2 separate regions of the Homo sapiens genome follow, and region 2 is linked to region 1. Evidence: chromatin loops called from intact Hi-C (ENCODE). Cell type or tissue: GM12878. All regions are shown on one strand. Links, peaks and the distances in the headings refer to the core of each region. The heading gives the core; the rest is flanking DNA. Region 1 overlaps ZNF366 (zinc finger protein 366). Region 2 has its middle 76 kb from the start of PTCD2.

Region 1 (15,746 bases), core at 4,563-12,562:
GCAGTGGCGTGGTCTCGGCTCACTGCAAGCTCCGCCTCCTGGGTTCACGCCATTCTCCTGCCTCAGCCTTCCGAGTAGCTGGAACTACAGGTACCCGCCACCATGCCCGGCTAATTTTTTGTATTTTTAGTAGAGACGGGGTTTCACCGTGTTAGCCAGGATGGTCTCGATCTCCTGACCTTGTGATCCGCCCGTCTCGGCCTCCCAAAGTGCTGGGATTACAGGCGTGAGCCACCGCGCCCGGCCAGCATCTTTCTTCTCTCAAGATTTTCTCTGGGCTTGGATCTGATCCATTTGTCCTGAAACCAAGGAGACGTTTCTGCTTATCACTGTTTTCAGAATTCTTTAAAGAGAATTCTGTGTCCAAAGTAAGATTCACCTGTGGGCTGGCCTAGAATGCAAATGAGCAGGAGCCTGGACACAACTTTAAGGCAACAAAGGAAGCTGTTGTCTCTCTGATAGGATCAGTGGAATCACAGAGTCGGAGCCTGTCAGGTGGTCAGGGGTGCGAACAGGGAAGCAGGTGGAAAAGAGGAAGTGTTCACTGTAGAGTGGCCAAGGCACAGGTGCCTGTGTCAGAGATTCCTGAGTGACCTCCCATGCCTCAGTGTCTTCAACTGCAGATCGGGAGTAGCTCTTAGAGTTGTTGAGAAGTAAATGAGGATTAAATGAAGAGTGAAACACCTGTCATATAGCAAGTGTTCAACAAATACTACCTCTCACTGTTTGCTGACACCTCTCATTAAAGTGTATTTTGTTTTAATTAAAATTCAAATGAAACTTATTTCAGACACCAGGCTGTTTCTCCCATTTTGACTTCATTTTCTACCATCTTACAGGATCTTCATATGCTCTAAAATGCACTTTTGATTCCTTTCCCACATATAAAGGAGCCCCTGAAGTTAGCGAATGGTCCCCTTTACGGCTGAATCCCAGTCTGGGTCCTTTGTTGATGGTTCCTGCACTTGGCAGGCGACTCCCCTCTGGATAGTATCTACAGGTACCTTTTGTAGGGCAGGAGCTGTTTGTGCAGAGCCCACAAGGCAGCCACACATTTCATCTCTGTGGCAGAGCCAGAAAATACCCTGTGTTTTGTCCTAACCTAAGAAGTGAAACGTATTATAGCACAGCAGAAACATTATCTTGGCTGGGCAAAGTCCTCTCCTGACCTTTCAGAATTAAAGAATGCTTTAGAAACTCTGGCTTGCTAGAAGTCTTTCCTGCCAAGAAAACCACTTGAGGTTAAGGGTGTGAGAGTGGGAGTCAGTGGGGGCAAAACTCCCTCTCGGAGGCTCAGAGCAGGTTCCATACTTTAGCTGGGGTAAGATTTCAGGAACACCACTAGGGCCTTGTTTTAGTTCAGCCTGAATGACTCCAGGGCTATGGTTGCAAACTGGGCTGAACTCAGACTCTTGGGCCTGTATTTCCCCTTGAAGACCTGAGCACAGAGAAGATCAAACAAAACCAAACAGAGAAGGATGCTTTCTCATGCCTCCTACAATGTAAACCACAGGGCACTTCACCCAGCTAGGCACGGGTCCAACGCAGGGAGGTATAGGCCCTGCCGGCCTCAGCCAAGCTCTGCTTCCCTTGGAGAACTTGCATATGAAGCAGGTCTCACAGTTGAGGGAGAAAACAATCCAAAAAGTTTTCCACTGCTTCAACAGTACAAGACGAAGAGAATTATCCAGAAGGTGCTCCCTGGCACATCCCAGGCACAGAGCTGATCTAGGGTCTGATGACTTACTCATGCTAGTGCCTTGGATGAAGTTTCTAGAAACCGAATCTGCAAGATTCTTGGAGGCTAGGGAGCATCCTTCCTCATCTCCTCTGCAAATGTCTGCATTATTTATTTCTAGGCCTACCTTAGAGTCTAGAAGGCTGCTGGGGCAAAGGGCTTGGTCGAGAATCGTTCTCTCTTATTTAAACGTGAGGAAGGACCTCAGGGCTCGGCCAAGGGACCGCTTGTCCGGGGTTGCCCACCTCCTCGGGGTAAGGTGCAGAGCGGCACAGGCGTCCTGCTCCCCAGTGCTCTGCTCAGGGCCCCGCTCCTCTTCCCAAGGCCCCGTCCGCCCCACCAGAGGCCCCGCAGTACCTTGTGGGTGAGGGAGTGCTGCTTGAGGTGGTGCGGCTGCACAAACTCCATGCCACACTCTGAGCAGATGTAGGGCCGGATGTCCTTGTGCTTCATCATGTGGTTCTGCAGCTGGCTCGGGTACTGGAAGGTCTTGTCGCACTCGGAGCAGTTGTACTGGATGGGGCCCCGGTGCGTGGTGAGGTGTCTCTTCAGCTGGGCCAAGGTGGGGAAGTCGAGGCCGCACTCCACACAGATGTTCTCGCGCCCACTGGCGTGCTTGGCTTCGTGGGCCTTGAGCTCGCTGGGGTAGGCAAAGCCGCGGCCGCACACGCGGCAGTTGTGCGGCTTCACCTCGCTGTGCTGCATCATGTGGCGCTTCAGGTGGCTGGTCTGGGTGAAGGCCTTGTGGCACACCTGGCACTTGTGGGGCCGCGTGCCCTGGTGGGTCAGCATGTGGGTATGCAGGTGGCTGAGCTGCTTGAAGAGCTTCCCGCAGTGCGTGCACGCGTGCGGCTTGATCCCACTGTGGCCCAGGATGTGGGTGACCAGGTTGTACTTGGAGGTGTAGGACTTCTCGCAGGTGGGGCACTGCCAGCGCTTCTGCGAGCCGCCCACGTCCACGTAGTAGCTGTCATCGATCTGCACGTTCACGTCCACCCTCTCCACCTTCTGCTTGGTCTCCTCGCTCTCCTGGGGCTCGGCTTTCCGGGGCAGCAGAGGTTCCGGGGGCTGCTTGGGCAGGAAGGTGTGCCGGCTGAAGGGGAAGGGCGAGGACGAGGGCACGAAGAAGGGGAACATGAGGCCCGGGTGGACTTTGGGGTAGTAGGGGTAGGGCGTGGGCAGGAATGGAGTGGGCGTTGGCTGGGGCCACACGGCGCTGGGCTTAATGGGTTCCTGCTTGACGGGCTTGCCCCCAAAGTGTTCCAGGCTGCGGTAGAATTGGAAGCCCACGTTGCACAGGTCGATCATCTGAGAGTCATACTTGGGGCGCGGGGGCTGCGGGAACAGCAAAGGGAGGTTGGGAAGGCCGTGGTTTTTGTTCTCCTCTGAGTGGAGGGCGAGGGTGACTTCTTCTGCAGGGTGGTTATAGGGCATCTTTGTGGGCATGCTCTTCCGTTTCCTAGACCCTGCTCCTTCGAAGACCCCGGGGAACCCATCTAGGTCTCCTGGGGGAGGTTCATACCGAAACTGGGAAAATGGCCCTCGGAGAGCTTCCGGGAAGGGGTGTCTTTGGGGAGCCTTTCCCCGAGAAGCCACTGGCTGCAGGCAGTGGGGAAAGGAGGGGGTCTTCTTCACAGCCAAGTCGAAATGCACATCCTCGTCTTTGATCATCTTCATTTCCTTCTGCATCCTTGGCAATTTTCCTTTAAAGAGAAAGAAACTTGTGTGTTTTGGTTTGGTTTTGTTTAAAATTCTCTTTTTCCTTAAGGATTATGGCTATTTATCAGTACTAATTTATGAAGAGTAGTACTTGCTTAATATGGACCCTCATTTATCCTAGGGCTGTTCAAAATATCGCTTTTCTTTCTCCTTGCAAACCCAGTTATCAATATGGATAGCACTGGCCTCTTGGGGTGACCCTAGGGCTGAATCAAATTGGGCTCCAGTGTAAATCCAGCCACAAAACCACAAGGGGTGATGGTAGCAAGGGAAGTGGACTAGTTTGGGAAGAAACCTGAGAACTCATCTGGCCATTGTCCCCATTTAAGATCAGGGTACCAAAGTCCAGATAAATGAAATGACATTCTCAAGTTACATAGGTACTCACTGAAGGAGTGAGCACTAGACCCATTCTGCTGCAGCTTTTCAATCTGAGTTGTAATTACATCTACTAATGGTGATTGGAAAGTGACTTTTAGGGTCTTTTCTTTGTGTAAGGAAACCAATTTTCACTGCTACTCCCTTGCTTGGGCCTTTGCTGCTGGAAAATGAGGATATTCAAAGCCTCATAGGAGAAGGGATGTTAATGCTTAACTCAGATCTAATCGTTTCTGAGTATCCACTCTGAGTAAGGTGTGCTACTAAGGCATAGGGAGTGAATGACATAAACATGATTTTAAAAAGCATATTGAGTAGCTCAATGTTATAAAGTCATCCTGGCAATGTACACATTCCACTCTTAAACCTGAAGCAAGCTGGAATGAAATATTCCTTTATTATGTGAAATAAAGCCGCACATGGGTCTCTCCTTTCAGACAGGTGTCAAAGTAAGGGGCAGGCTTGGTGACTCCTGTGGTGCCTGACATGTCCCCTGCTGACACAGCCAGTTACTGTGTCCTGAGACATAGGCATGTCTGAAAGAGCTGGTGGTGGGACTAGAGTCTGAACAAGGGGCAGTGTTTTTCACGTCTCCTTGCCAGTTTTCTTTCTTTCTTTCTTTCTTTCTTTCTTTCTTTCTTTCTTTTTTTTTTTTTTTGGAGATGGAGTCTGGCTCTGTTGCCCAGGCTGAAGTGCAGTCCAGTGGCACAATCTTAGCTTACTGCAATATCCGCCTCCTGGGTTCAAGTGACCCTTGTGCCTCAGCCTCCTGAGTAGCTGAGATTACAGGTGTGCGCCACCACGCCCTGTTAATCTTTGTGTTTTTAGTAGAGACGGGGTTTCACCATGTTGGCCAGGCTGGTCTTGAACTCCCGATCTCAAGTGATCCACCCGCCTCGGCCTCCCACAGTTGTGGGATTACAGGCGTGAGCCACTGCACCCATCCTTGCCAGTTTTCTGTCTTCTTCATATGGATACTGACAGAATGAACCAAGTGCTAACTCCACATTTCCAGTAAGGGTCAGTTCTACCCAAGTCCTCTGAGTTTGAGTGGGATCAATCCCTTTTGCTCATCAGATGCTCCCATGGAGCCAGCTGGCTTGGCCAGGTGTAAGGTCTGATGTAGGGCCACTGGAGATAGGGCTGACATAGAGTCTTAGACTAACTCAGGGCTCTAGCCCTTGGGATTGTCTACAAACAAGGCAATATGGGGTGAAGGTCCCAGGGCTGAGAGGGCCAACAGTTTTCAGTGATTTTCTATGGTCCTTGGCGAGTCGGATACAGCTTTTACAATGATCCAGCTGTTCTTAAATTCTTAAATGGCATGTGTGTCTTTTTGGGAGGCTTGAGAGCTGCAGTACAATTAAAACAAAAATGAGCCTTTTTTTGTTTGGTTACCTAGTCTATATACAGACAATCCAATGAGGAAAAAATATGTGCCTTATTATTTAACTATCTGGGCATTATTTAAAGCTGGACAGATAACTAAAAAAATAATGCTTAATATTTGCTTTGTGTTTATGTGAGTGGAAAGATAGCCCTGGCTTGTCTTTCTTACCGTGGGTTTGGGGCTTAGTAATTATGAGCAAGCTCTTGTATGTCCAGCAAATGGTAGGCCCAGCCTGTGTCTTAGCTTTGCTTCCTCCTAAAATTCTTATTGCAATGCTAGATCTTCTTCCACTGCTGCCTCAGGGGCCAGGCAATTGTAGGAAGTGACAAGGGCAGTGGGAGAATGAAATGTCTAGCTTTATGAGACCCGGAGGGGTGTGGGTGGGTGAAATGAGAGTCGTGCTGCGCTATCAGAAAGGACCAGCAGGAGGATGGGGAAACAGAGGTTATTTGATGGTTTTTCTTGTTTACTAAATCATCTCTTAGCTTGCAATCCAGCAGGTCCTGATCTCTAGATTCACATAGAGTTATAGAGGGTGTGGCCCTGGCCCAAGAATTTGTTGCATCTATAAAAATAATTGACTTTCAACAAGACTAAACGTGTCCTGCTGAATTGGAGGGGAAAATGGAAGATCCTTTCCCTATTATTTCATTTGGAACACAGTCGGTTTATAACCCCTTGAGAGATAAATTTCTTTTAGTAGAAAGGCTGCTCAGATTGGAAAAGTCTCTTCCAGACTACAAGTACCTATGGCAAACCATTGCAGAGCCCATCGAGAAGCAAACTGGTTCTCTTTTTAAAAATTTCCTCTGATTAAAAGAGGCAATAATTCCTGGTACATGCTAGAGAGCTTGGGTTGAGAATTAGTGAAAAAGAAACATGTCAGAACCTGGGCCAAAACGTACTGAGTTTCCTGTGTATTTTATTATTAAGAAGTTACTTCTTCTTAAGTACATGGCTAATGACGTGTTGTATCTTTATACAACGTGCTGTAGCTTATACTGGAAAGCTACCGACTTGGAATGGAATGTTATCACTAATTGTGAAACGGAAGTTATTTCAGTCTATGCACGTTATTATTGCCTTTGTTTAATATTTTTGTTTTTAGTTATGACATAATCAACTAATTGTTTCCTTTTAATACATTAGGAGTTGTAATATACTCCTAATATAATGTTAATCTCAAAAGCATATTTATTTTCAGCATTTGAATTTTTGTCACCATTGTCCTAGTAAAGCAAAAAAAAAAATGTCGAACAGAGATGATGTGGCTATTTCTTTAAACATAAATGGCACAATTATGTCCCCAAATGCAGAGAATTTAGGTGCATACATTTTAATTTTTTACGTATCTTAATGTCATAATATTAATTTCCCCCAGTTTCTGTGTGTATGTATAATGATTCTCCCACCCTTAAAATAGTAGTCTGTGCACACTAGAATAAAATCAGAAACCCAGAAGGTTTTTTAAAAAGTAGGATCTCGGCTGGGCGCAATGGCTCATGCCTGTAATCCCAGCAATTTGGGAGGCTGAGGCAGGTGGATCATGAGGTCAGGAGTTTGAGACCAGCCTGGCCAAGATGGTGAAACCCGTCTCTATTAAAAATTCAAAAATTAGCCAGGTGTAGTGGCGGGTGCCTGTAATCCCAGCTACTTGGGAGGCTGAGGCAGGACGATTGCTTGAACCCAGGAGTCGGAGGTTGCAGTGAGCCGAGATTGCACCACTGCACTCTAGTCTGGGTGACAGAGCAAGACTCTGTCTAAAAAAAAGAAAAAGAAAAAGAAAAAAGTAGGATCTATCCAGGGAAATTTTTACAGACATTTAAAACAGCAGTCCCTTTCTGAATACAGATGTTTTTCTGCATAAAGACCTTAAGGATCATCACCGGTCCCTACAGAGGTCAAGGAGAACTAGATCTGATTTCCCCTTGGCCTGCTTGAAAGAGAGATCAGCTGTGGCTGCTTCTAGCTATTAATATCTCTGCCTTTGAGCACCAGCACCAGGTGATAAGGAGAAGCCCGAGGTGGTGAAACAACAACAACAACAAAATCTAGCAAACAAACCATCCTGGGGAAGGGGAGTGTTGAAGGGAAAAGCAGGGGAAGGATGTCTTCCTGAGGAGGTAATTTATCTTGAAATCAGTCAAGTTAAAATTCTGGGTGTCCTCAGCAAAAATATTAATAGATTCATAGAAAACCTCAATGTGTACCACCCACATGCTCCGCTCTATTTCTTAAAGTAGATCCACAGGCACCCATAAAACTGACAGGATTCTTATGCAGGAGGCAGGAGAGGCTTGGGGATGGCAATCTGGTTAAGAGACCCAAAACATGAGGAGGTGGGGCAAGCCCTCCTCTGAGTCATTGATCCATGGCTGCCTCCAGAGACCCTGGAGAAAACCAGCAGGTTGTAAGACAGTTCCCCACCAGAAAGAGTTGAAACAACGTGCAAAAAGAAAGAAGAACTGAAAATGTAAAAGCCGCTGCGTGTGGGATAATGGAAAGAGCGTTGGTTTGGAGCCTGAAAGTCTAGGTTTGAATGTTGGCTTTGTGCTAGCAGCTGTGGGAGAGTGAGTAAGTTACTTTTGAGGTTTGATTTTCTCATTCATGAAATGGGAGTTAGGATATCCTCATAGGGTTGTTGGAAATTTAGAATGTGTATGAGAAAGTATGTTAAACACTAGACAGTATGCTGCCCTTAAGGAGTGAGAAAGAGTGGACAGGAGAGGGGGACTGGGTTGTGATCAGTGGTTTGATGCTGTCTAACATCATGTCTGTTTTCTAAGCTGAAGCTCTTGATCATGACTCATGGCATCTGGGCCTCTGCCTTGCAAGTTAACCACGACTTTACCCATTTATCCTGAGTTGGTCTTGTCACAGCAGCGAAGGTGAACCACGCTCAAAAAGGCTATGGATAAGGCTAGGGTGAGTTTATTCATACCATGTGGCGATAAACCATGTAGTTAAAGAATACCTCCCCATCCCTTCTCTATGGCTGTTTTTGCTATTACGGAGATGTTTTCAAGCTTATATTAATAACAGTCTGCTTTGATGAATGGGGAGTTGAAGCAAAGGCTGATCTCATGAGCTATTTCAGCCAGTGTGTGAGAAACTGAAACATTGCCCCGAATCTAACATCAGAGGTCACCTTCCTAGGGACAGGAGGACCTGTTTGTCAAACCCAAAGTCTCAGACACTAGAATAGTGCTGGGTCAACACTAGCAAACCAGCTCTTGCAATTCTTGCTAAACTGTGAAGACAGGGACTGGATCTGTTTTATTCACTGCTGCATCTTCAATTCCCGGGATGGAACCTGGCTCAAAGTAGATGCCCAATCAACTGCTTTGGGATGAGAGAAGAAATGGGTGGTTCTTGTTTTTAAAGTCTCCCATGAAGTTTTAAAAGGTATAATTTTATCTTGTGTTATTTAGACTGTGGATGACTTTCGATATTTCCCTAATGAAATCATCAGCACATCTATAAGTTATTAGGTAGTTATGAAAAGAACTTGATACACACGCTTTGTGTGAGTTGTTGCGTACCCTCCTCATCCAAGGGCACTATTCTCTGAGCTAACTCTCAGATTCAGGGTAAGCCCTAAGGCCTGGTACACTAATGCTGGAGAGCCATTATCAAAGTGCCACCAAGTTCTGCAACCCAGCCAGAAAACAGATTCCTGAAAAGGCCGAAGGGCAGTCATGGGTAGAAAGAAAGACTCCTGGACTGAGAAAGGGAAATGTAAACCAAGAATGGGTAGTCACCCTTCACTCTTCCACCTAAAAAAATGTTTGGGAAATTAGTTGCAACCCATTCTTTGTACTAATAAGAGGGAGAAGACTTTAGAATAATCATACATTTTCATTGTTACGGTCAGACATTTTTCTAAGGTCCCTGGCTTTCTACAATGCATCACCCAAACCCAATAGGCTATAAATCAAGAAACAAATAGTTTGAAAAGGAAAATATTGGGTTCATCTGTGTTAAAGGAATCTGGGGCTCAGATAGCTTCCTTAACTGCTATTATCCATAAGAGTTGGTTATAGAAATAGGGAAATCGGGAATGAATGAATTTTAAAACCAAAACCAAAACCTCCTCTTTGACCCATAAGGACCAATGAGAGAAATCCAAGGCCTGACCAAGATAAAACCACATTTAGTTTTGGGGGAAATATGCTGCTAATAATGGTCTTTAATTGGGAAATCACCTACTGCACCAAAATATAAATATTCCCCAGATAAAATTACTGGTATTTTGTGGTTCGCATTCAAATCAAAGGTCATTCCAGTAAATATTCTTGAAAGAGTCACAGTGAGCCAGCATGCCAGGGGCAAATCTCTTTATCTCTCCTCCACCACACTGACTTCTGTTGGTCCTGAAATTCACAAAAGAATATTCACTCTTCCACGAAAGAGAGAAAATGAACTCTTTATTCCTTGAAGCTTTCCCATTTTCATTGGAAAATGTTACATTTTACTCCTGGAGGCCCTGACTTCCCTTGTAATATGAGAGTGGCAGTTTACTTATGTGATGTACCCTAGAGCTCTGTTCTCAACAGAGGTGGAAGCAGGGAAAAGGTGAGAGTCAAGGAAAATAGTGAGAATAAATAGCAGTGTGAAGAGAAGCAAAGGGTAGGGGGTGGGGAGGACTACAGGAAGGCAGAGGAGGATAGACATGAACTGGCGGTTATCTTCTCTGTTCATACAAAAGATCTCCTAGTGAGGGTCCTCTGAAGAGGGATTTTTAAGTCTTAAAATGAAATGTTCTAACGTTTCAACATAATTGTCTTAATATATATGAACTTGTACTGCTGAGTTCTTCATTTGTAGATATTTGGCAAGTGATGACTCAGTCTGGCATTCCTGCGATTGGCAGGAATAGAACGGTCTCAAAAGATAGCTGGCAAATGGAGCAATATGTGGTCAAAAAAGTGAATGTTCTGCCTCGTCACTCTCTGGGTCAGTGGTAGAACCAAAAAGAGGTAACCCGATACTGGGCCAGGCCCCAGGACCCTTCCAGATGCCCTTCTGGCCCCCATTTAATTTATAAACCCCAATTCCTCCCATTTTGTTATAAAAATAATCTGTCAGCCCATGATGTGGACCAAGTCCTCTAGGTGGCCAGAAAATACGATTTGGTGATGAGACTTGTTCACACGTGAAACAGCCAATTGAACTCACAAAATCAATTTTTGAAAGTTCCTAAATACAACCAAGACATAATATAAAGTCAAGTTTAGTTGTGTATTGTTTAAATTGTCCATAATGAACATGCATATTTACCATTTGTGTATCTTAAATGTATATATTGATAAGAAGCCCTTAGTAAAAAAATTATCAACAACAGATTCAGCTACTAACTTGCATAGGTTAAAATGGATGTGGGTTTCATTTAGGAAAGAGAAGTTTTTCTTTTAAGTGCTGAATACCTAGGCCTAGTTTTTGGAAAGCAGGAGTGAATATAATTATTTGAGCTTGGAACAGCTGCTAGTGTGTTGGGGTTATCTCTGTCCTCGTGACCCATTTAAAGGAAGGAAATGAATTGGAGATATGACTTAGCAGTTCTCTTCCCCAACCCTCAGAGCTAGTATATCTCTTATAGATGGTGCTCTAACTAGAATGTTAGAATTTTTCTCCAACTTTCTTTGGAGGGAATGTCTTTAGAATATATGTTGTTTGTTCATGTTCATATATCAAATAAATTTGATAAACTTACTCTTAGCTACACAAAAAATACATATGTGTGTTAGAAACCTTCATTTTGTCCACCTCTGGAAATGACAGCATATTCAGTCTGGTGGGCTCCAGAATTCAGTCTGGTAGATAGTACCAGAAAATACGATGATCTGCAAGCAAAAGTGCTGAGAATCAATGCATAATTGATGAGGTTAGCCATCTGTGGAAGGAGCCTATTTTAAAAGCATAACTCAAGGAAATATTAGCTGGGGAGAGGTTGATAGAAATATTTTGTATTTTGCTTGTGGTGGTAATTACACAACTCTGTAATTTGTCAAAATTTAAAGAACCGAAGGAATGAATTTTACTGAATTTAAATTAAAAATGTTAAAAAATATAAAAGAAATATACAAAAAATGCTATTCTGCACGTCGATATTAAAAGTGTATATGAGGATATTTAGAAAACATCTAGCAATAGCCAAGGTGACCAGACCCCACCCAATAATCAATTCATATTTGTGGAATGTGTCCAATGATATTCATATGATATATACAGAGGGGAACAGGGTTATGAGAATTTAATGATCTTAATTCCTGCTCTTTCCAAAGGGGAGATTTTAAATATCGTAGATACCAGCATTTTTGTGTGTGTATAGTCTATTCAGCAAGAATATTGTGGGGGCAGGGATGATGCATTAAGTTATCCTTCAAGGTAGTCTTTTGCCTTGATTGCATGTTCAGTGAACAATCTTCTATAATTGCCCTAACATTCCTTGAAATGCAAAATCATCTGGAGCCTGGCACAGTGGCTCACGCCTGTAATCCCAGCAACTAGGGAGGCTGAGGCCAGAGGATTGCTTGAGGCCAGGAGTTTGAGATCACTGTCTCTGCAAACAACAACAGCAACAATAACAACAACAAAAAACTTAGCCAGGTATGGTGGTATGGGCCTGCCTTCCCAGCTACTCAGGACGCTGAGGTGGGAAGATTGCTTGAGCTCGGGATTTCAAGGCTGCAGTGAGCCCTGATCATGCCACTGCATTCTAACCTGGGCAACACAGCAAGACCCCGACTTAAAAAATAAATAATAATAATAATGAAGTAGTCTGCTATCAGTGGACAAGATCATTCTGGCCATTAGAAAATATACTTCTACCTCTTGTAAATCCAAAGATTGGTATTGATAGGTCATTCTTGGGCATCATATCCCCTAAGCTTGATGAACTGAGTTCTCTGACAACATGGAAGTTGTTTATTATAATAATCTCCACACTTGCAGGCCAAATCCTAAGTTGCCATGGCCCCACCAGATGCTGCTCTCCCATGCAGCCTACCTGAGCAGCCAACTGCCTTCTTTCTTTGACATTTCATTGGCTGTATCCGCCATATTGCTGCAAGATTCTGCAGGGCAGGAGGAGGAGAGAACCTTCCCCAGTGGAGTCTTTATGGAGACTTCTAGGTGAAACCTTTCTTTCCAAAAGAGCCAGAAGTGAACCCCTCACTTCTCTGAAGCCTATCACAATTGTTGGATGTTCCACTCATTGGCAGGGTCCTGTGCTGCCAGTCACCTTTCTGTGTGGGTGGATGTCCTATATTTCTAACATAGTTTGGTTAGAAAGTCAGAAACTTGCCTGGTGCCTCATACATGGTTCAAATCCAATCATTACTTGGAAATTTACTTGACAAATAACCGTGTCCTAGGTTTCTCTTGCTCCCTGATCCCAAGCAAAATTTTTCCATTTCCGGAAGACAGGACTAACTGGTTGACTTGTCCTGTCCCAGTTTATCCCAAGCCAACCTCGCGTAAATTAACTGCCAAGAACATCTCCCATGAGGAAGGTGCTTTAGCCATGGCATAGCAGGGACTGGGGTAGTGCTCCTCAGAATGGATGGCCCCTGCTTCATCCTGGCTCAGGCTCCTTGGCCAATGAGTGGCATGTTCCTTTGATATGAAAGATAGAATGTCCTGTTTCACTGAAATAACATAAAGGAATGTGGGAAGGTTCTGAAAATGCCCAAGGTGACAGTGGGCAAATGCCAATGAGTCTCTCAGTGAGTATGCAACCACAGAGTAAAACACACCCACATTCCTGCAAATACAGTGTGTCCTGGGGGAGCAGGCCACCATGATTTCCCTCACTGACTCAATAGCTGCAGATTCCCCGTGACTCTCCATGCAAATGCTCATTCGCTTTGTGGAAAAGCCCATCCTCATGGGCAGATGGGTCTGTGACCCCACTGTTCACTGTTTCTTTTTATTTTATGTAGTAGACTTCTTGCTATATTTCTGCCTTCTGATGAATGATCACTCTGCATCTGGATACCTTTTCTCCCCACTTTACATTTTTATTGTTCCAAGTCTTCTCATTCGTCTGCTTCATATTGATTTTTTTCTATTGATTCTGCTCACTAAAATCATTCTTATAAAATATACATACTGATAAAATACATGCACTTATCTCCTTGTGTACATGTACAGATAGCCTAGCTCTAGAAGGAAATAGAAGAATCTGGTATTATCTGCTGTCTCTGGGGAAAAGGACTGTATGGCTGGAGGAGGAAGGTTTGGGAGTGAAGCAGCTGAGTTACCAATTTATGGAGGGGCCGTTCCCATCATAGTCTATGGGTGGGTGCCTCTGCAGCTGTTCAGTGCCTGGGTGGAAAGGAAACTTTTAATGGTATACTTTTGCAACTTATACTTCTATACACTGTAGATGACTTAGCTATTCAAACACTTGCATTAAAAATGTAAAAATTCATATTGGCTTTCAAACAGCAAACACTCAGACAAAATTAGACTTGGGATTCCCTTCCTTTTGAGCTCTGAAAAATTCTCTTGAGGCATTTTAATAGACTCCTTGATTTTTCTGCCCAAGGTCTTAAAAAAAATTTTTTTTTAAGAGACGGGGTCTCACTTTGTTGCCCAGGCTGGTCTTGAACTCCTGGCCTCAAGTGATCCTCCAGTCTTAGCCTCTGCCTAAGGTCTTTGGATGCTCCTGTCAGACTTCACCCAGGCTTTTTCTTTGGGCATACAGTTTTATGACCTAGGCTTGTATCATCAGGAAAATAAATACAAGCCACAGTAAAAACTCAGACTGTGAGGAACTGCCCTGCAGGTATTCACTCAGCAAACTGCTTCAAGTGTCTCTTCTGTGTCTGCACTATGCTGGGTGCCAGGAGGACAATGTCTTATAAACCAAAAACTAGGTTCAAGGAACTCACCATCTAGTGAAAGAAACTGACAACCAGATGTCGTGCAAAACATTTTAGGAGCTACTAGAGGAATATTGAACTGGTTGGTTGATTTACTGAACATGAGAGAACAAAAAGCAGAACTACATTTCCTTGACTAACATCAGAAACTATTTTCTTTCAAAATGTTCTTTTTTTGTGTGTTTTTATTTAATCATTAAAATGTCAGTTAAAACAACATGAAAAGGATGAAGGACTATCTTTGGATGTGAAGGATGAGAGAAAAAGTTTCCCCTTTCCCAACCAGTGCCACAGCCTTCCCTACCAGTGGGTTCTGTAGAACAGAGGAAGAATTTGGGGACTTGCAAAATTAGGCTGACCTTCAATTAACTGCATTAAGAAAGCCAGTAAGTATAAGTCCAAAAATGAACTGCAGTTAACCTTGAAATAAAGAAGAATCGGTTAGAAAGATTCATAGTAATTACAGAATTACACACTGCAAATATGATTAATCCAGTTTCTCCATTCCAGCCCTCCGAGTTTCTCCCTGGCTTCTTCCCCAGTGCTGAGAGGGCACTCTGGCGTGTCAAGGGTGAGCCCTGTAGATTTTGGCAATGTAAAGTCCTTCCCCGGGGCCCTAATGTAGTTGAGTTGCTTAAAAGCTGCTTTCAGGGTAAATGAAAAGTCCAGTCCTATTTGTACCACTGTAGAACCACACAATATCAAAGTGCAAATCATGCCCCAGCCCTCAGACAGAATCAGTCCCCCTTCCTCTCAACTCCCACAGACTATGCCCACACCCTCGAGGGAGCTTCCTCATGGGGTATTGCATAATCTAACCTCCCACAACACTGGGATCTCCTTGAAGCCAGGGACCATTTCCTAAACCTTTCTGCGTTGTCACTATCTTATACAATCACCAGTACTTAACATTTGTAAGTGATGGATTTTCAAATTGCTATAATTTGCTAGTCTTAAGAGAATTTTGTTCTGTTCTTTTACAATAAATAGTAGATAAAACTGCCTGGAATGTGGATATGAGGCTGGAGGAGGAGCAGCCATATTGGAACAATGAGGCAACAATGCTTCCTACCATGTATGGTCAAGAGGTAGAGGGAGATTGTCAGTGTGGAGCTCCTGTACCCACTTGGTGCTGGTCTTCTTGTTATTTGAGAAAATGAATCCTTTACTTGGTTAAGAAAATGTATTCAGAGTTCTGTGGCTTGCAGCGAAACACAATCCTTATCTGATATATAGAGCAAATCAAATGTCAATTCCTCTACCTGACTGTCAAAGTTCTCCATAATCAAGTCCAACTCTGTTCCCCTTCTCTCTAAAATCCTGTCAACTGCAGTCAGATCAGACTTTCACAATTAGCTACAAGAGGCATAATAATTCCTTCCTCGTTGCCTTTGTTTAGACTGATTGGCCATCCAGAAATGTTCTTTTCATTGACCCATTCCATTCTTCCCGGCTGAACTTAAGTTCAGCTTCTTCCCGGAAACCTTTGCTCCCTACTCAGTTATCTGTCTCTTGTTTCAAATCCTATGACATTAAACCCACTGATCCCCGGGTTAAATGTATGTTTTCCCCCTATATTGCACTCTGATTATTTTGTGTTTAGGTTTAGTGCTTAACCAGTGCTTAAGCTCCC
Region 2 (15,746 bases), core at 3,590-11,589, 71 kb before region 1:
TCTGAGTTGAGACAGCAGAGTCATGCTTTTGCATCCTGTCCTGTGGAACTGCACTCTGATCTTCAGCTTACCACAAAAATCGGCTATAGCACCTTCAAACTGATGAAATGCTCACCTAAGCCACACTCTTCTGTCAAAGCTGGCTGTTTTCTACATCCTGGCTTCCTTGTTGCTGACTTAAAAGCTTTTCTTATTAGATTTTTATTGGAAAAGTTAACAAATTTTAGGGTATTGGCAAATTGTTCAGTAAAATTATGTTGATGATGTTAACAAGAATGTTAAAGAAAATTTTGCAGGTGATAACACACCGATGGTATGGTAGGAGTTGGGAACCTGGGCTCCCAGACCTCTCGGGGTATCAGTGGATGCTTGAACAAGGTGTTTGGGATACAAGTGGCAATGGTCCACACCCATATGTAATTTTCAGTCAAGTAGGGGAGGTAGACAATAAACACATAATTATAGATAGATAATATGTGTTAAAAGAAAAGTGAATAGGAAGCTGTAAGGAGAATAAGGAGAAGTTAGCTTTGGTAGTTGGTCAGGGGAGGCCCCGCTGAGGAGACTGAATTGAAGAAAGAGAAGGAGTCAGTTTAGGGAGGACCTGGAGAGGCGATGCCTCAGGCAGAGGAGAGCAAGGCAGAGGCTGCGTAGGATGAACTTGGCGCAGTCTCAGAAGCGTGGCTCAGCCGGGCTGGCTGGGGTACAGGGAGGACAACACCCAGCGCCAAGTTCTATTTTATTTAAAGTGCAGTGGAAAGCCACTGAGGGGTTCATAAACCAGGTCGGGACTGGAACTGATTTGCATTTTTAAGTGACTGTTCAATATTTGATGTGGAGAACATTGTAATGGGGTTCACATGGAAGCAGGAAGACCAGTTAGGAAACAAAGCGGTAGTCCAGTGAGAGATGACGGTGGCTTCTATAAGGCTGGTGGTCGTGGGCCTCAGGAAGAAAGGTGGTGTAAATCTAAAGATGCATACATAAAAATATCTCCTAGTTAGATCACTGCTTTCTTAAAATAATGAGAATTGAGTGTCTTACAGGCAATGTCGTCCTCAAAACACACACTGACATTACAGAACAATGTCTCATTTCCACATAAATGCATAGATTTGACAGGCACTTTTCATTGAATCCTCACATCTGAGCAGAAGAGAACACTCATACCAGCCATAAGCATAGGAACTCGGAGATGGTGACTGATTCTCCTGCCAAGCAAACTCCTGTTCTTCGTGATTGGCAGAGGCTGCCATGTGGGCAACAGGTCTGTCTATGTACAACTGTCTTAAAATTGGCTGGAGTATTGGGTCTGTGTGGGAGGTGTGTATTATTAAAGGTATATTGGGAAGATATAGGTAACCCTCCCAGGTTACCTTGGGAGGATGTAGTGAATGAAGATGATGTGTGTGCGTGTGTGTGTGTGAGCGTGCTAGTGTGACTTGCTGCTTTAATAGCTTATGCATCACCATAGCCAGCTATAAACGGAACAAGTTCATAGAAACTCCATTAATAAAAAGCGTCAGAGAAATGGCTTCACTTATTGACATAAGTATAAAACCTCTCCACAGTATACTTCGTATGACATCAAAATTCCTTGGCAGCAACTATAACAGATTTGAAATAAATAACTTGGTAAAATCAGTCTACAAAACCTATAGTCTGTGAGGCATAATTTGGGCCTGTTCTCTAGGTAATGAAATAATTATACAAAATGGCGTAATTTGGTTTGAACACAGTAAAGGAAAAGAAAACTCAAGACTTCCATTTAACTGTATTTTTTCTCTCAAGGTCCTGAAATCTGTGGCTTACTAGGATTTGGGAGTGGAAATCCATTTTGTTTAGGTGACTGAGATGTTTGAGGTGGGGAGAAGTTAAAAGGAAGCGGGGCTGCTACTTGAAGGTAGAACAAAAGCTGGACCCTGGATCATAGATGCGGAAAAATACTCTCTTCTCCCCTGGGTTGCATGCAGTGGGAAGACCACCCACTTCCCCAACTCCAACCCTGTCTGCCTTTCAAATCTTGTTCAAGTACCCTTTTTTTTTTTTTTTTCCTCGAGACAGAGTTTCACTCTTGTTGCCCAAGCTGGAGTGCAGTGGTTCTATCCTGGCTCACTGCAACCTCTGCCTCCCGGGTTCAAGCAATTCTCCTGCCTCAGCCTACCGAGTAGCTAGGCTTATAGGCGCCCGCCACCACGTCCGGCTAATTTTTTGTATTTTTAGTAGGAACGAAGTTTCATCATGTTGGCCAGGCTGATCTTGAACTCCTGACCTCAGGTGATGCACCCGCTCGGCCTCCCAAAGTGCTGGGATTACAGGCATGAGCCACCATGCCTGGCCTCAAGTACCTTCAATTGGCAGAACGTTATTTGCATTTAGAATCCTAAATTCAAAATAATCTGAAAATAATTGTTTTCAATTTTGCAATGAAGGAAAGCACCCAAGAAAATAGGTTGGAATTGGTGCTGAGGACCAATTCGTCACATCTGTTACAGAAGAGAGAACTGGGGGGATGATTTTAGTGGAATGAGTCTCTCCTTCCCTCAGGTCAAAAAAGAAGAGCTTCAGGGACACTACTCAGAAAGCTAGAAGTGTGTCCTCTGCAGTTTGGGCATTAGGGTGGGATGTATTCTGACTCCTGCCTGGGGAGTGTGAAAATGAGAGACACTCTGACTACAGGAGCAAAGCAATTTGGCACTGCATCATGATTGGCCTGTTCTTCTAGAGCTTCAGATTCAAGAGGAAGAAAGTAAAAGGAAGCATGAAGGTTTCTGATGTACTTGATGGCCCACATTCCAAAGAGAGCTGATGTGGAGTTGATTCATGTCTGTCCATGTGGGTTGTCTGAAGAGGAGAAGGGGCTTCACCAGGAAGAGGCTGGAGGTCAGCCATGAAATTCTTAGGAGTGAGGAAAGAGGTGTGGCATGGAACAGGAAGAGAGTACAGCATTTCCAAACATTTCCCCTAAGAAAAGGAATTGGGTTTATTGCCTGCCAGGCCTGGGGAGGATGCTGAAGGCTCACACCAGCTCCAGACAGTATCAATGGTCCTGCCTTCTTTAATCTCCTCTTTCCCCATACTTCAAAGGTCAGATACTATGGGTGCAAGAGAGAATGAAGGAGGAGATGAAAGGTGAGGGAAATGAGTGTTATGCACTTAATTGTGTCCCCCCGAATTTATATGTTGAAGCCTCAACTCCTAATGAGTTATCTCTAAAAGGTAAGGCTTTTATGGAAATAATTAAGGTTAAATGATATCATAAGCCCTTATCTAATAGGATTAGTGTACTTAAAAGACAGCAGAGAGCTTGCTTGCTGTCTCTACCATATGAGGACACAGAAAGAAGGTGGCCATCTGTAAGCCAGGAAGAGAGCCCTTACCGGGATCCAAATTGGCCAGCATCTTGATCTTGGACTCCCAGCCTCTAGAATTGTGAGAAATATATTTCTGTTGTTTAAGCCCCCCAGTCTATGTTATTTTATAAAGATAGCAAAAGCAGACTGTGAGAAGCTAAGTCGCTTCCTCTGTCTGCTGGTAACTTGCAAATGGGAGGGAGAAAGTGTTTTAGCCTTAAACCGAGTTTAGAGTTTCAATGATTATATAAAGCCAAATATTTTTGCTTACTGAATTGAGATCAAAACTTGTTATATTTTATTCCCAGAGAGTGACCAGAAATAGCATGAGATTGTTTGAGACTTCTTCCAGGAGCTGGAGAAGAACTAGTCTGAAGAGTTAATTTAGAGTCAATGGGGGCAGAAGACAAAATTGCTTGATGATTACATCCTAAGAATTGTTCTTGTTCAGCATACTGATTATAAATTAGCCTTCCAAATCAATATATCTTGTTTTATACTAGAGACACTCAGATATCCTAAAGGAGATAGAGTGACTCCAGGCCCCTTAGAAATGACTATACCTGGCAGAGCATGCCAACTGGAATCAGGTTGGCCCATCATGAAAACAAAGGAAAATGGAAGAGCCAGCTGACTGGGTGCACTTTTGGAGACATCTATTATCAGATTTCTTTCCATTTCCAAATGCACAAATGACCTCTCAAGACTTAGGGGGAATTCATATTTGTGAGGACTCGAGCCCATGCAAACCATAGCATTTAAGTTGGAGTTGTTTAATGAATCACAGCCTAATTTCCTCTGTTGCTCATGGCTATTTTGTTGTTGCTTAAAATGTTTGCCAAGAAAAGGGTTATATAACTTCTTACCTTAACATGGCAGAGCATATTTGGTAGGTGATGAGTAAACTGCCTAAGCTGTGCAGCACAGAGTCCAGTTATAACCTGTGTGGAACTGGCATTTGTGTAAATAGTCTGACAAGAAAGTTTAATTTCATTACAAGTACTTAAAGCCAAACAAGGGGATTCTGTCTGTTAGCTTCTGGTTTGGTTTCTTCAGCTACTCTGGCCTCTTTCCCAGGTGGATAATTCTTGTTACTAAAATAGTACAGCTCTAAGGCAGGCCACATGATGTTTGAACGGAGTTAGGGCAGATGGCAAACATTCTTGACCTTCTATCAGCATGAAACCAGAGTAGGTTAATGCCCTCTTAGTGGCAAGAAGACCAGTCTGGTAAAGTTTAAGAGTTAGCATTTCAAATGTATTTGTTTATTTGATATTAGAGTTTGAAGACATTGACTAACATTGTCAAAATTTGGTACACTGCTAAAGGAAATCAACATACACTTTTAAAAGTCTGTATGGAGTATAAGTTGCTCAGTTTTCATGCAGGGGTAAATAGCACCAGGTGATAATGTACTGTGTTTTGACCCTCTCCTCTGATGCTAGTTTGCCCAGAAATGAGTAAATGCCTAGCAAATTAAGGTGGGCTCATAGGTTCAAACGCCAATCAATAAAGCTAAAGATAAGCACTTAGCAATGTTGAATTAAGGAAATTGTCTAACTGAGATTAATTTCCACACCATAAAATTTGTCTGTTTCAAGTTTTCAATTGTATTATTTTTGCAGAATTATGCAACCATCACTACCACCCAGTTTTACAACTTTTTCATTGCCTCAAAGAATTGCCTCATGCCCATTTGCAGTGAATCTCTACTCCACCCTCAGCCCCAGGAAACCACTAATCTAATTTCTGTCTCTATAGATTTCATATAAATGAGATACAATATGTATTCATGTGTACATCTGGCTCCTTTCAGTTAGCATAAAGTTTGGCTTTTATGAATAATCATGCAATGAACATTTGCCTACAAGTCTTTGTATAGATACTTGATTTTATTTCTCTTGGATAGACACTTCAGAGTGGAATTACTGGTTTGTATGGTGAGTTTATGTTTATTTTTTTCAGAAACTACCAAACTATTTTCCAAAGTAGCTGTACCATTTTCCATCCCCATCAGCAATTTTCCAATTGCTTCATATTCTCTCCAACACTCTTTATTGTCCATCTTTTCTATTTTAGTCACCCTAGTGTATCGAGTAGTAACTCATTGTGGTTTTACTTTGCATTTCTCTAGTGAGCAATGACATCCAACATCTTTTCATATGCTTGTTAAACAATCCTATATCTTCTTGGTGAAATATTTGTTTAGTCCATTTTTAAATTGTGTTGTTTGTTTTCTTGTATATCGAGTTATAAGAGTTCTTTATATGTTCTAAATTCAGGTCCTTTGTTAGATACATGATTTGCAAGTACTTTCTTCTAGCCTGCGACTTGTCTTTTTGTTGACTTAGTGGGGTCTTTTGAAGTACAAAAGTTTTTGATTGTGATGAAGTCCAATTTATCAACATTCATATTTTATGGATTATGCTTTCGTTGTGACTGACTTTTTTTGTATAATGGTTCTACCATAAATGGGTGCATGGGAACATATATTCTTCTCTTTCTGTTTTGCTATATCCCTAAAGCAGCTCAAAAGTATTCTACTGAAGAAAAATAGTGATAAGGGAGTTTCATATAGGCACAGTCTCTAACATTGCTTTGAGATTGGAGAAAAATGACCTTGATTTGAATGAAGGGGAGAAAAAACCCCTAAAACGCAGCAAGAAAGTTATTCTGAGATAAATGTTGCATTAAACCTAACATTAAATTAATATTAACAGTTATTAGCAATCCAGACGAGCAGGAAGGGAAGAAGTGGTTAAAACTTAACGTTGTTATTGCTTGAGCTCGGGAGTTCAAGACCACCCTGGGCAACATAGTTGGACCCCGTCTCGAAGAACAGTTGGACCCATCTCAAAAAACAAACAACATAACATTATTGATTCTTTCTGGGGACAATAAGTGAAAAAACAGAGGACTTAATTGTTTAAGGAGGGGAGTTCTTAACTCCAGATGGTCCAAGGATGGAATGGCAGTGCTTTCTTCCCTGTTATTCACTCACCTCTTTTCTGGTGGCACAGGATGGGGCTGGTTAGTAGAGTGTAAAAGAGAGGAGAAAAAAGCCTAGCAATAGGTAAAGAAAATAGCGATGTAGATAAATTGGAGTCAGAAAACCCAGGCTTATATCCCAGCTATAGCCTCAACTAGTGAAATTCTGTCAGTACACTTGATCTCACAGTCATTGTTTCTTCCCCTTTAACATGCAGACAATAATTCCTCTTTATAGCAGAATCAGGTGGGGGTGAGGTTGGGGGAGTTGCTTGTGAATGTGCCCACTGCACTGTAGGAACCCAGAGGTCTCTACCACAAAGATGCAGAAAAGCTCTGGGCCAAAGCACCTCTAGGTGGGGCAAGAGTGTGCTAGCATGAGGTCCCAGAAGATTAGAGATTGCCACCATTCGTGGCAAAAGTCAACATTTCCTCTGAAAACCTAACCAGACATTAAGAGGAAGAATCCCAGGCTCATCAGTCATCTAACACGGAGAGTGGAATACAGGAAAAGCTCTCAGAGAGAAAGAAACTCTGTAGATTTCTGTTTTTATCTTAAGTTATTAATGGTGTGGGAGATCTTAAACAATAATTGAAAGATAAATGATACCAGAGAACAAATGAGAGCAGAAGAGTTTTGTTGAAATCTAAGCACTATCATTAAAACAAGAAAAAAGCATGAGGAATTTTTCTTATCAGGCAATTGAAGACATTGGTTGAGATAACCTCTGAGACTATTTCTTGTTTATGATTCTACCGCAAGGAAGAACTCTTCATAGAAGTAAGACTTTACGCGCCAGAAAGAGTTTTTCCAGAAGAAATTTTAAGGTGGTTGATAAGACGGAGTTGCCCAAAAAATTTCTTTAAGAGGGAAAGTATTTTGAATGAAGTAAGAAAATAAAATAAAGAATTCCTGCCTTAAGACACATACCAGTACTTAAAAATTCACATGTGGGCTGGGCATGGTGGCTCATGCCTGTAATCCCAGCACTTTGGGAGGCCAAGGCGGGTGGATCACCTGAGGTCAGGAGTTTGAGACCGGCCTGGCCAACATGGTGAAACCCCGTCTCTACTAAAAATACAAAAATTATCTGAGTGTGGTGGTGGGCCTGCAATCCCAGCTACTCAGGAGACTGAGACAGGAGAATCGCTTGAACCTGGGAGGCGGAGGTTCCAGCCTGGGCAACAAAGAGCAAACCTCTGTCTCAAAAACAAACAAACAAACAAACAAAAAACTCACATGTGAAAAATGCTGAGGACAAGTTTTAATTCTGCAGATAGAATCTCGTTTAAATAGGAATCCAGAAAAAGCTGATAATTTGGAATGTGACACTGGGGGTGGGTAGCTTTCAGATCGCAATGTTAGACATAGCAATTAAATTTGGAAAGACCTGGATATTTGCAAATAGATCTGGACCTGTACACCTGGGCTTGGAGAAATCCTGTTAACCACAAATATTACAATTAAATAGATTGTCATGGAAAAGAATATTTTCAGGGATTGGAAGTTTTCCCCTCATTCTCTGGGCTTGCAAATCTGGTTGTTAGCCCCCAGCTTAGACCCACCAAGCCAACTTATTTGTGGCATATAAAATGGCTGTGACTGAGTTCTAAAATATATGCTTCAATAGTTGAATACGATGTTGTATAAAAACTACTAAAGTAACTTCAACATTCACACTCGTGCTGGGTATTTTTCTGTTCTTCCTCTCCACTGGTGACTGCGCTGCTCTTGGCCCTGGGAGGCTTGTCCTGTATGGATTGCAACAATCAGGGCTTTTGCTCTCTGGCTTCCTGTGGGACCCTGATGAACACCACCACACCTTAGTGTTAGGCATTCGAAAAGAACCCTGATCACATTTATCAACCTCAGAAGAATAAGAATGGGAGTTTTGTTTGGGATGTGTGTGTGTGGTGTGTTTTTGTATGAAAGTGTATTTCTGTAAATAACATTTGTGCCTCCTCAAGGCCAAACTTAAGGGAAAGAAGGAAGGAGAAAATAGATAAATGAACCCTGATTCTAGGCAATGACACCCCTGTCAGAAAGCCCCTTGTGTTATGGATGCAGGGCTCTTTGCCTGCAGGTCTTTTTGTGTGTGAGATAGTAAGAGTTTTATTGTATATCTCTGTAATCCATACTAACTGCAAAAAGCCCACACAGTAGCAAGTTATACAGTATTTCTACAAAGTAAAAACTACTTATAATTCCATTAGCCAAAGCTGACACTTTACAGTATGTCCTTTGAGACTTTCTCTTTCCTCCACTTCTCCATGTATTTATTTGCGTGTGTATATTTGTGTGTTTAATTACTACAGCAACATGTGCTGATTTTGAAAAAACCCTGAATATATCAAATTGTATAGAGAAAAAAACTGAGTCAGATTTTTGTTTTGAATCAGAAGCTCCTAAAGAGGCATCAAAGTTACTTAAATATTTTTATTTCAAAATAACGTAAACTTTCTCCATACTCAGCCTTCAAAGCATGATGCTCACAGAATGTGGTTATACATTCACAGCTTGAAAACAAGTCAAGGGACACCAGCTTGGTACAATTCCCTGAAACTTCCCCAGCTTTAGTTTCCCACTAGCTCTGTTCCTCTCTTCTTTTCAACGAGTAATTATTTAGTGATAAAAAGCTTAATAATCATAATCTTAGAGGAGTTTTAAAAAGCATTAGGTAGAATTTTTTTTTCCTTCTGAATAACTTAAAGGTGTTTTTAAGGAAAAGAAAGGACTGGGCACGGTGGCTCACACCTGTAATCCTAGCACTTTGGCAGGCCAAGATGGCTGGATCTGCTGAGTTCAGGAGTTCATGACCAGCCTGGACAACATGGTGAGACCCTCGTCGCTACAAAAAAGAAAAAAAAATCAGTTGGGTGTGGTGGCATGTGCCTCTAGTCCCAGGTACCCTGGAAGCTGAGGTGGGAGGACCACCTGAGCCTGGAGAAGTTGAGGCTGCCAGTGAGCCATGATCATGCTACTGCTCTTCAGCCTGGGCGACAGGGTAATACCCTGTTTCAAGTAAACAAATGCAGAAAAAGAAAGATTTTTCATTGTAAAAATAATGTTATTGTTATAAAAACTTCAAGTAATAGAAAAACAGATATAAAATGAAGTGCAAAAGCATGCCATTCCCCTGTCAATTCTTATCTAAAACCACCTAATTCTCACACCTCAGAAATAACCACTGATTAAGCATATTTTTATAAAAAATTGAATAAACAGGACAAATTTTCTTCAGATGTTTTTAAGATATGTAACCAAAAAGTATCTGAGACAGATCTCAATCAATTTAGAAGTTTATTTTGCCAAGGTTAAGGACATGCCCAGAAGAAAAAAAAAAAACCCATAATCACAGAAACTGTCGGCGGTCTGTGCCTTTCTCCAAAGATGAATTTGAGGGCTTCGATATTTAAAGGGGAAAAGCAGGCTGGAGGGGAAAGAGGGAGGGTATGCTAATCCACCTGTTGCAAGAGAAAAGGAGCAGGTAGGGGAACAGTCAACTACGTATTCCTCTGGTGCTCAGAAAATCGGCACCTTACATAAGATAGGATGAAGGCAGAGTAGCTACCTGTGGAGATATGGAACCTTTTATCTATAGCTATCTGCTTAGGAAGAGAAGGAAAGGCAGTTTCTTGTATGACTCAGCTTTCAGCTTAATTTTTTGCCTTTGGCATAGTGAACTGGGGTCCCGACTTCTTTTTTTTTCTTCCTCTCACAGATACAAAAAGAAGGTTGGAGAAAAAGAATTAGCTTTAGTCTTGCCCATTTTAAATTGGCAGAAGGGAATCATACCTACATAAAATGGATTTAAAGCTAGAAATATGCTTATAGAATGGGTAGCAAAAAGAATGAGACAAGTTTTTTCTGTTTTCTTTTCTTTCTTTTTTTTTTTTTTTAAATTCTGAGAGAAAAATGTACCCAAAGAGAGGAATTCAACTTGGGAGGAAACTAAGAAAAGATTCAGTATTACCAAGTTTTAAGAATTGAAACTTCCAGGGAGAAGTAGAGACAGAATGTGGTTCACACACCATGGGAATGTGAAGGGAGGGCTTCAGCCAGAGGGTGACAAGTGTCACCCATGGCTGACAGTGGGAATGAAGAGAGGTGGCCTTGATTGCTGGGTGCTGAATGTTAAGCCCTCAGTCATGACCCATTTAGTGTAAAGGCAAAGGAATGGTGGGATGGACTGAAACCCACTGGTAATAAGAAAAGATTAAGCAGACAATAGAAGGCATGATGTGAGAAAAGGGACATGAATGACCCCAATGGTACATTGTCTTTTTTTTAATAATTGAAGAAGATGATGATATTTAGAGGGTCTGGCTAAGAAAATGAGAACCATTGATGTTTACGAAGTAGTACCATCTGTGAAATTTATTCTGTTTTACTTTATGGTTATAACTGTTTGCAGAACGGTCTAACAATTGCAACCAGACTTCTTAGAATTTCTTTTTTCCTTTCAAAAATAGCCGCTGTATTTTTGAAGATCTTTGTGTTGGGATTAAAGCCCTAAAGGCATTGTACATGAGAAAATAAGATCCTGCAAAAGCTTTTAAAGGATGAATTAGGAGTTTGAGCCCATTTAGGAAAGAGAGAAAAATCCTCCTTAAGGGGAAGTGGGAAGAAAAATGAGGAACAAAACTGTAAAAGAGGTAGACTACAGATGTTTACGTTCACTAACTGTGTTATCGGTTTCTGAATGTGGTGTGAAAAAAATTAATAGATGATGATTGACTAGGAAGTGCTAAAATGGAGAGAAAAGAATGAATTCTTCAAAATGGGGTTAAGCTATTTTTGTTATTGTTGTTAGGCAGTTATTATTCACTGAACTAGGTTTTCATATTTTGATTTTTAAAGTATAGGAATTATGAAGATAAAGGAAATGATATTTGGGAAAATATAAGGCTTGCTTTGTCATTTTAAAACTTATTTTGTAGCACTTTTCCCACTAGAATATGTTGCATTGTTAAGTTGAAATCTGGTTAAAATCTGTTGAAAAATCCACAACCAGTATTTTCTCTATGGGATAACAACTATGAGATGACTAGAGAAAATACTGGTTGGGTGCTCAACTCTTAAGCAGCAAAGACTTAGAAGGGAGGAATTCAGAGCAAGAATTTTTTCAAGTGGGCAGATGTAAGGCAAAGTAGCAAAAGGGATTTACATCGCTTCATGTAAAGCGATGGGAAATAATGTGGCAAAACAAGCTGTTTGCACCTCCAATCCTCAGGAGTGGTTTGTACTCAGACTATCAAAATGGCAAAGTTGGAATTACTCTGTTCAAAACCACATGCTTATTTACTACATGCTAAAAGATGAAAAGGCCTACTTACATTTCAGCCTGTTGAATATCAAGAGCCCCTGTTAGGATTACGATTCTTTTGATTGTAAGGAACAGTGTGGTCCCATGCTAATGCAGGAAAAGGACTCACAGGCTGAAAACTCAGGGGAATCTGATCACTAGGCTGTGCGGAGGGTGAGAACCAGGGCAGCCTTGGGCTCTGGCTAAATCCTTTTCTCTGACCCCTTGCTCTCTCCTTCCTTTCCCTCCCCTTTCCTTCCTACCCCGCCCTTCCCCTTCTCTCCTCTTCTTTCTTGGCAAATCTCCTTTCCTCTGTCTACTGAGCTGGTGTAAAATGGCTTCCTCTAGCTATCCCACCTTGTCTCCCTCTTTTTCTTGAATTTACACAGGCTGAATCCTCGCCCTGGACTGTTCTCCCTCTTCTTAGCCTGACTAGGTCCTGTCTGTTCTCTCAGAGTCTTCTCAGGTACAGCCTCTCCCAGGTAGCTTCTGTTGATCCCCTAAGGCTGAGATAAGTGTCCCACCTGTGAGATCCCAGGATCACAGTTATTAACCATGCCATCTCGGGTCCTTCCATTCTGTATTGCATGGCCTGACTGCTTGTCCCTTCCCACACTGCACCATGAGGCCCTTGAAGGCAGGGATGAAACCACCTTGCAAAAATTATAACAGTGAGAAAAGTATGACAGTGAAAGAGATCTGATATAACCAATCTCCATCTTGCCTTTAACCTCCAAACTGCCCTTAGTCATTCCTGGGCTTGGCCCAAGCTAACTTTGGGAGAAATGTAGTTTATAGTTTAAATAATAACTGCCCTTCCCCAAACTAAACTGCATTTGCAAAACTAATGGAAGACTACCAGGTTAGGAAGATGAGAAGAGCCTGAAATCTGCTAAAATGTAGGCATAAATGATTACCAGCCATTATTCTGGAGGTCACAAGGTTTGCACCTTCCCCCAGTTATTCCTGCAGATAACATCACTATTATAGAATCTAAGACTGGCCTTTTGAGATGTCTTTTCAGGCTTTTGCATTTCTGCAAATGTCCCCACCCGGACCCACAGCTCTTGACTCAACTGGTCCTATGGCCCCCATCCAGAAGTGGACTCAGTGTGCAAGGACTGTTTTTCACACTCTTATGATTGCATCCCCAAACAATCAGCAGCACCAATTCCCCTTCCCACCAAATTATCCTTGTAAACCCTAGCCTCTGAATTTTTGGAGATACTGATTTGAGTAATAAAACTCCTGTCACCCAGTCAGCTAGCTCTGTGCGAATTAAACTCTTTCTCTATTGCAATTCCCCTGTCTTGACAAATTGGCTTTATCTGGGCAGCAGGCAAGGATAACCTGTTGGGCTGTTACAGGAAGTATCCCTTGTTTCCCCAGCATGGAGATATCTATGAATGGTATGCCCTAGGGTTGTACAGTGACCCCCTGACCAGAAGCTTATTGGATATTTATTGAATAAATGAATGAGTGAATAAATAAATCTATCACTCACATTTCTGAATTACACAGAAATTGTATTGTCTTCTGTATTTGTCTTCATCATCATGGTATGCATCAGATTTGCTTAATTCTAGAGTTTAATTTCAGAAATCTATAGTGCAGACCAGGCATGGTGGCTCATGCCTGTAGTCCCAGCACTTTGGGAGGCCAAGGCAGGCAAATTGCTTGAGTCCAAGAATTCAAGACCAGCCTGGGCAACATGGCAAGACCTCATCTCCACAAAAAATACAAAAAACTAGCCAGGCATGGTGGCATACACCTGTAGTCCCAGCTACTCAGGAGGCTGATGTGGGAGAATCATTTGAGCCTGGTAGGTGGAGGTTACCGTGAGCAAAGATCGTGTCACCACATCCCAGCCTTGGCAACACAGCAAGACCCTGTCTCAAAAATAAAAATTATTTTTTTAAAAAGAATTCTATAGTGCAAATTAGTACAGGTCTAGCATTAAGTAAAATTGGACTGACACCAATAAAGAAGGACCCTGAGTCATTTCTTGTCTTGGATTCCTTGATTGAGAATTTCAGTAGCTGATGTATCTCAGCTGGCTAAGAAGTAGCCCACCTTTAGGGAAATAGCTCAAGATGAGTGGTTTTGTTCATATGCAGGAGACAAGCTCTGCTTTAGATGTCAAATGACTGAACTACTTGGTATTCCTCCTGAAAACTTTCACCCTCAACTAGAGAAATTTATAATGTAAAGAAAATGTGTTCATTCTCTCACCAGGCTTATAAACTCTTGCTTTGCATCTTCAGCTAGAGTTGAGAAATTGATTCTAATGTTTCTTATTTGATCTCACCATGGTCTGTGAACACCACAAATTCAGCATGTCCACAATGCGAAAATGATCTATTTCACAGTTACTGCTTCCTTCAAGAGTTCATTACCACCCACTTCAATCCAGGCTCATGCTCACCTGCAAAAGGAGGGTGAAGAGGTGGTTTTGAGCCCTGAAGTATTTTGCAGTCTAGTATAGGCAAACCTATTCAAGCTCTTTGCCGACAGCACCAGATCTGACTCTGAGTTCAGGTGTCATTTTCCCAGTGGGGCTTATGATGAATTCTTGGGATGCCAACATCAAGAAAAATCATGCTTTGTCTCCAGCTGGAAGTAGAGGGGGTAAGCTTCATTTCTTTGATGAGAAAGTGGAATTTCCCTCCCAGAGCTCATGGGGAAATTTTTGGCTTACATGATTTTGCTACCACACCCGTTGGCCTGAGTGTCCTTAAGTATAAGAATCCTATTTCCAGTTGTTGAACTGTTTGTACCAAGTTATGGATTAATTTCTCCCTTGGCTAGTTTCAGTGCCCTTGTCCAAAGTTATGTTCCTCTCAAATATCTTTTACTTAAAATAAATAAGTACAAAAAAAAATTCTCCATGGAAGCCTGAGGGGCATTCCTTACACATGTGCTCACAGGGAGTTTCCAAGAAGCAAATAAGGTTTTAGGATGGGAAGGTCAGATAGAGAATCAAGTCAGTCTTGATTAAAAATGGCCACTTAAACCGTGAGCATGTGTCATAGGTAACTACATGGAATTGTGAATTTATAAGAGGAAGCCATGTGATGTCCACTAAATATTTTTTGTTAATTTCAACACCAGGTTTTGATTTCTGGAACAATATTTTGGATTAGGCATGAGCTGAAAAGAAGTAGCTTGCAAGTACATCATTTCCTTTTGCAGTATAAATAACCTAACGGGTAGTTTGTTGGCTGGTGGCCATCCCCACTTGTAAAGCTCCAAACTAATATTTGTTCTTTCCTGGGTTAAGATTTTTCCAGAGCCACATTTAGGAACAACTGCATCCTTCCCTTATTAAGGCTCAAGCTATAAAAGAAGGAATGGAAAAGGTGGAAGCTTGTCTGTCAGCAGGGTCACTAAATATTCCATTCCAGAAAGCCAACTGGCACTTGGTCAGCCATTCAGAGTTGAAAGGCCGCAAGACACCTGGATCAGGTGCATCCTTTTGTAAGTTAACTGTACAGGAGCCACAGAATCAGACCCTATCATATTAGAACTAACCAATCAGCCTCCCAGATTCCCATGCAACTCACCCGTTGGACATCAGGTGGCGCCAACTGTGGTCATCTAGGCAAAAATATCTCCCATTTTCCTGTCTCTGATGCCTAAAATACCACCATTAAAGATTTTTATCTTCATATTGAAGAGTTGAATTCACAAGCCAGAGGTCTGGGATCTAGCTCTGCTGTTGTGGAGAGTCACTTAACTTCTTTGAGTCTTAGTTTCTCATCTGTAAAATCTGATTAATAATGCCATCCTTTAGGTTGCTGTGAGGATTAAGTGAGATATTTGTTGGTTTCAAACTTTGGCGCATATGAAAATTATCTTGGATGTTTGTTAAAAATGTATATTCTCAAATTTCCTTCAGAAGATAAAGTATATTAATTTATTTTGTAAATGTAAAGAGTTGCATGTATATAAGTAATTGCTCATATCATCCTGGGAATTCCTGCATGGGTTAATACCTTGAGTGGTAACCAGCCCATTGTATATCAAGAAAGGGATTGGGGTTAAAGAAGCTGATGTTCATTGAATATCTAATGTGGTCTAGACCCATTACACACATTAT

What was found. Peaks named below come from ENCODE experiments on the same cell type or tissue, not always from the same donor. Only the 100,000 strongest peaks of a DNase experiment are listed, where the experiment ranks them.
Region 2: a loop joins it to region 1, with 2.1 times the contacts of the local background. A loop is called at or near these places in 10 of 110 quality-filtered maps.

What each region holds. Positions count from the first base shown.
Region 1 is chr5:72,458,070-72,473,815 of GRCh38, forward strand. ZNF366 (zinc finger protein 366) reads right to left here. Exons shown (of 5, transcript NM_152625.3): 2 at 2,096-3,441. The coding sequence starts at 3,427. Among named protein-coding and RNA genes, the nearest start is that of ZNF366, 41 kb to the right of the region's middle. RefSeq lists enhancers at 1,444-1,593, 7,242-7,301, 7,672-7,991. In GM12878, for the core only: no CTCF peak of the experiment used is centred there; DNase peaks (open chromatin) are centred at 7,232, 7,722 and 8,302; H3K4me3 peaks cover 2,646 bases; H3K27ac peaks cover 4,617 bases.
Region 2 is chr5:72,388,194-72,403,939 of GRCh38, forward strand. No RefSeq gene overlaps it. Among named protein-coding and RNA genes, the nearest start is that of PTCD2, 76 kb to the left of the region's middle. RefSeq lists a silencer at 6,644-6,693. In GM12878, for the core only: a CTCF peak has its summit at 6,688; no DNase peak of the experiment used is centred there.